Regions from separate parts of the Homo sapiens genome. Here region 2 is linked to region 1. Evidence: chromatin contacts called from ENCODE Hi-C data. All regions are on one chromosome and are shown on one strand. The core of a region is the stretch at or near the end of the contact, and the rest is flanking DNA. Distances in the headings are between cores, read along the strand shown.

Evidence for each region. Hi-C counts contacts between places; a loop is a spot of excess contacts on that map. Pooled maps may share reads with other maps.
Region 2: a loop to region 1 is called in a map with no recorded cell type, with 5 times the contacts of the local background. The contact joins the promoter of AK7 here to the promoter of LINC02292 in region 1. A Hi-C loop is called at or near these places in 2 of 37 single-sample maps with no recorded cell type and 6 of 50 pooled maps.

What each region holds. Positions count from the first base shown.
Region 1 is chr14:95,328,299-95,330,860 of GRCh38, reverse strand. LINC02292 (long intergenic non-protein coding RNA 2292) reads right to left here and starts at 1,277. Exons shown (of 3, transcript NR_110127.1): 1 at 1,193-1,277. LOC105370637 (a long non-coding RNA gene) reads left to right here and starts at 1,989. Exons shown (of 2, transcript XR_944171.3): 1 at 1,989-2,562.
Region 2 is chr14:96,390,835-96,393,396 of GRCh38, reverse strand. AK7 (adenylate kinase 7) reads right to left here and starts at 1,269. Exons shown (of 18, transcript NM_152327.5): 1 at 1,138-1,269. The coding sequence starts at 1,242. RefSeq lists a silencer at 1,200-1,709.

The DNA of each region.
Region 1 (2,562 bases), core at 28-2,527:
ACTTTGGGAGGCCAAGGCAAGAAGATTGCTTAAGGACAGGAGTTCGAGACCAGCCTAGCCAACATGGCGAAACCCCGTTGCCACTAAAAATACAAACAATTAGCCAGGTGTGGTAGCACATGCCTGTGATCCCAGCTACTCAGGAGGCTGAGTCATGAGAATCACTTGAACTCGGGAGGTGGAGGTTGCAGTGAGCTGAGATCATACCACTGCACTCCAGCCTGAGTGACAGAGTGAAACTCTGTCTAAAAATAAATAAATAAAAAATAAAAGTCACTGCCACCTCCATTTTACAAGAGGTACCGAGTGGATATGTTACTTCCCCAGGGCCTCACAGGGAGGAAGTGGTGGAGCTGGGATTTGAACCCGGGCTGTTGTTTTTGTAAAGGATCGAATAAATGCTGTGAATGTACTGATCTATGATAAGCTAGCTGCATGAGATGGAGACTCAGACACAGATGAAGCCAAAGCTGAGATGCAGAATTTACTGAGAAATCGCATTGTATCTCACAAGAGCAAATTGCTAAGCCCACCACGTATCCAGGCTGTGCCGTCCGATTGAAGAGCCTGTGCTCTGAACTCCATACAGCCTCCTTCCTGCAGCTGAGGAGCTGGAGGCCTACGGGAAAATGGGCTCTAGATGGCTGAGTTTCAACGGGAGCCTACCAGTGTCCCTCCCCAGCCTCGCACCTGCCGTGGCTCCATAACCAAGAACCCACTCTCCCTCTGGATCCGGCCCTCCACCCTTCCCTCCCAGCTCATATGCTTGGCCCAGGCTACACTGAGCTCCTGGACCACACCAGGCAGTTTCACACACAGCAGCTTTGCTCACCGGGCTCCCTTCACTTCCCTTGACCATTGCCCACCAGGAAAACATCCACTTATCTTTCTTGGCTTCATTAGGCCTCATCACCTCTACCAAGAGAACAACACTGGACACCAGATGCCCTTTGGGACACACCAGTGTGAGGCCACCCTCACCCTGCTGTGTGACCTTGGACAAGTGACTCAACTTCTCTCAACATCAGTTTCCCCATCTACAAAGTAGGAAAATGTTGTTTACCTCATGGTTTGTTGTACAAGTTAGAAAAAATGCACATCAAGCCTCTGACATGGCTTCTACTAAAAACATGGTACTTATTTTTAGAACGTTTTCCTGCCATCTGCCCCAGAAGAATTGAACTCTGTATACCTGTATACACCTCAGACTCTCTGGACATACTTGTGTCTTTTTTTGCTAGCACTTCTCACAAGCTGGCATCTTGTGTATTTTCCTCTGTTTATGTTCTGTCTCCTTCATTGCGGGACTTATTAAGGTGCAGCTCCTTGGGGGCAGGAATCTTGTCTGTCATGTTCATCACCGGATTCCAGGGCTCAGAATGCTGCCTGGCACTTGCTAGGTCCTCCATTAAAGTTGGCTGGTGAAATGAATGAACAAATAAAGGAATAAAAAAAGGAACAAATGAACCCATACCCACCTCCTGCATTAATCTTATCCATCAATCTGTCCCCAGCTCCCAGCCCAGTAACTGACATGTGTGTTCAGCGGGGATTATAGAACAAATCTTATCAATTCTGTGTTTATGCATTTATAAAACACAATTTAACGACGCACTAAATCAGATCAGCATGAATGAAGCTTTCCAGATGGGCACTGAACCAGGATTCTCTTTCTTCGTGTCTTGCTTTCTCAAAACTGGTCCACATTATCCTCCCCAGCAGCATAAGAACTGCCCAAATTGCCAGCCTTAGAATCATGAGCTAATTAATGAGACTGCTTTGAGTCACTGTGCTTTGCTTGTAGGTATGATCGCCCCACAGCCAAGACTAACTGATGCAACAGAGGAAGGGCTCCCCGAGGAGGGGAGGGCTGAGCTGGATCTGAATAACCAGAAGAAGACTAAGAGAAAGCAGTAAATTCCCGGTGGAGGAATTTCGAAGGTGTGTGTAGGAAAGTCATTTGGAAGGAGATAGGACAGCACTTTTTTTTTTTTTAACACCTTATTGAACATCCAGCCAGAAAATGTACAATTGGCAAACTACCCCCTAGAGAATAACACGCTTGTACGACCAGACCCATATGAGAAACAAAGCATGACCGGCACCCCAGAGGCACTCCTTACGCTCCTTCCATTTCCCACCTCCCTCCCAGGCTAACCACTATCCTGACTTTTCTCATCACAGATTGTGTTATTTTTGTAGCGTTTTTTCAACTGGACTCTGCATTGTGCATTATTTTGTATCTGGCTGCTTTCACCCCATGTTAGAGTTGTGAGACTCATCCGTGTTGTTCTCTCCTTTTCCTCTTGATAAATCGTATTCCATTATTTACCCATCCTCCTCCTGATGGATCTTTGGGCTGTGTTGGCTATGGAGAATAACACTGCCATGAATACTCCTGAACACATCTTTCAAGGAATATATTTGTACACTTTTTTTTTTCTTTTTTCAAGACGGAGTCACGCTCTGTCACCCAGGCTAGAGTACAGTGGCGTGATCTCGGCTCACTACAACCTCAACCTCCCAGGTTCAAACGATCCTCCTGCCTCAGCCTCCTGCCTC
Region 2 (2,562 bases), core at 20-2,519, 1.1 Mb before region 1:
GTTTGTGGCAATTGGTTACCACAGCCCTAGAAAACTAATACAGATTGTACGTACTGTAGCCTCATCCTATTTTAAGCAGATTTGTCCTGTTCGAAAGTGCAGTCATTAGCCTCAGAGAAGTCTGTCCAGGGTGAGATTAGATTTCTCTGTAGCTCTAGAGGACAGAATTCAGATGGACGGGTCCTACCCACAGGGAATGATAAAATCATGGCTTTCTTTTGACAACTGATCATATTAGCATGAAGGGCCCCAGAGCCCTTTTTCTGAATATCTTCATTTTCCAGGGATAAAGACACAGAAAGGTGAGGAAACTTAATGGAACTCGGGGACCCAAACAGTGTCTGGTCCATAATAGATGCTCAAAAACCATATATTGAAGGGATGGATGAATGAAAAACGCTTCATGGGCAATATAAAAATTTGATTTACTCACGCCTGTAATCCCTTTTGGATTTACTCGGCCTGTAATTTGGGAGGCCGAGACGGGTGGGTCACGAGGTCAGGAGATCGATCGAGACCATCCTGGCTAACACAGTGAAACCCCGTCTCTGCTAAAAATACAAAAAATTAGCCGGGCGCGGTGTCGGGCGCCTGTAGTCCCAGCTACTCGGAGGCTGAGGCAGGAGAATGGCGTGAACCCGGGAGGCGGAGCTTGCAGTGAGCCGAGATCGCGCCACTGCACTCCAGCCTGGGCGACAGAGCAAGGCTCCGTCTCAAAAAAAAAAAATTGATTTATTTTCTCGTTTAGCTGCCTGCTTCAAAATCGATGGAAGGGTAGAAAGAGAACCTAGGAGGGGGCAAGAGACCTGGAGTCTCTGTCCAGGTTCTGGCCTCAACTCTCTATGTGATCTTGGGCAAGTCCCTGCCTCTTAGCCTCAGTTTCCCCTCATTAAAAGGAGGAACAGGGGATGGACCAGTGATTTCCAGACACCTGAGCTTCCATGTAGAATCTCTTGACCAGCCTGGGTGCGGACTGGGGTCCAGGGGGCATTGGTGGTGCCCAGGACGCGGGACCCTCCCTGAGGAAAGGCCCCGACAGCGCCCTGGGGCGCAGACCCTCGCTGGGTTTGCGGACCGGGGGCCGAGGGCTGGGAGCTGAGAGCTGGCGTGAGGCTCTGGGCCGCCGCCGCCGCTCACCTTCCCGATGTTTCCGCTGCTGTAGGAATCCAACAGGTTTATAAACACCCTCTGGGTCCGGATAACCTTCTCCGTGAGAGCAGCAGTTTCCTCTTCTTCAGCCATGGTGGGAGCCGCGCTGGTTGCTAAGGTGAAAGCGCCACTCGCTTGCCAAGGAGGCGGGGCCCGGGCCAGGGAGGCGGGGCAGGTTCTCTCTGGGGGCGGGGCCTTGGCTCCGGGCAGTTTGCCGGGCGGGGAGGGGCGTGTCGTGGGCGAAGCAGGGAGTGCCGGGCGGGGCGGTGCGTGTCGTGCCCGGCGCTAATCAGGGCGTGCCAGGCGGGACGGGGCAGGCTGTGCCGGTCGCTGGGCGGGGCGTGCCGGGTAGGGCGGGGCGAGTCGTGCCGGGGGGTTGGGCGGGGCATGCCGGGCAGGGCGGGGTGTGTAGTGCAGTGGGCTGGGCGGGGCGCGCCGGGCGAAGCGGGGCTCAGGGCTCGCAACTGCGCGCGCTGTCGGCTGCTGGGCGCCAGGCGGATGTCCCTGCGAGTGCTTTCCGCGGCGCCGCGCGTGCAGCCCGGGTCTCACCCTGGCTTGCTGCCCACTGGGAGCCCTTGGGCAGTGCATGGTTTCTTTCCGAAGCTCCCTGGGCGTCTGTCCCGGGGGGCCATGTGATTGCTGTGCCTTTTTAATCTCCATTGTTCGGAAAGTCTGGAAACACATCCCTGTGTCCGCTTGACCCGATGACTAAAAATAATGAGAATTCTGAAGAAGAGGGAATGGCCCACAGCCTAGGCCTCTCCCCGACACGTGGGAGTTACTCAGCACGCTCCCATGGGGTGGTCTGGCCGGGGCGACGGGACGTAAGCCTCAGCTGCGAAGAAAAGCTGTTGCCATGGAGTTTCGGGCTCCCGAACACCCGAGCGACGCTAGCGTGGTCCCGCCTTGCGGCAGGTGCGGCTTGGTCCGCCGGCTCAGCTCCCTTGGGGGTTGTTTCCAGACGCACGTTCCGGGAAGACCCCTGGTGTCGGCTGGGGGCGACCAGAGCCCGTAGGCGCCCGGGATTCGCTCACATTCACCAAGGGAAGAAATTTAGACTTGACCGTTCCACAAGAGATTATACATGCAGTTGCTGAGATAAATCCACAAATTAAAAGATAACATTCACCTCGGTGATCACTGGACCATAAAGGTTGTGGTGGACTAAGAATACGCAGTTCCCTTGGAATAGCCTGATCATATTGAACTGTTTTCATGCCTTAAGCATTAACTCCTTAAATGCAAATATTTAACACTTGCAGCAATTGTGTGTGCGTGGTTTCTTCTCGTTCTTTTTATTATTTTTAATAGAGACAGGGTCTCACTATGTTTGTTGCCCAGGCTAGTCTCTAACTCCGGAGCTCAAGAAACTCTCCTGCCTCGTCCTCCCAAAGTGCTGGTATTACAGGCATG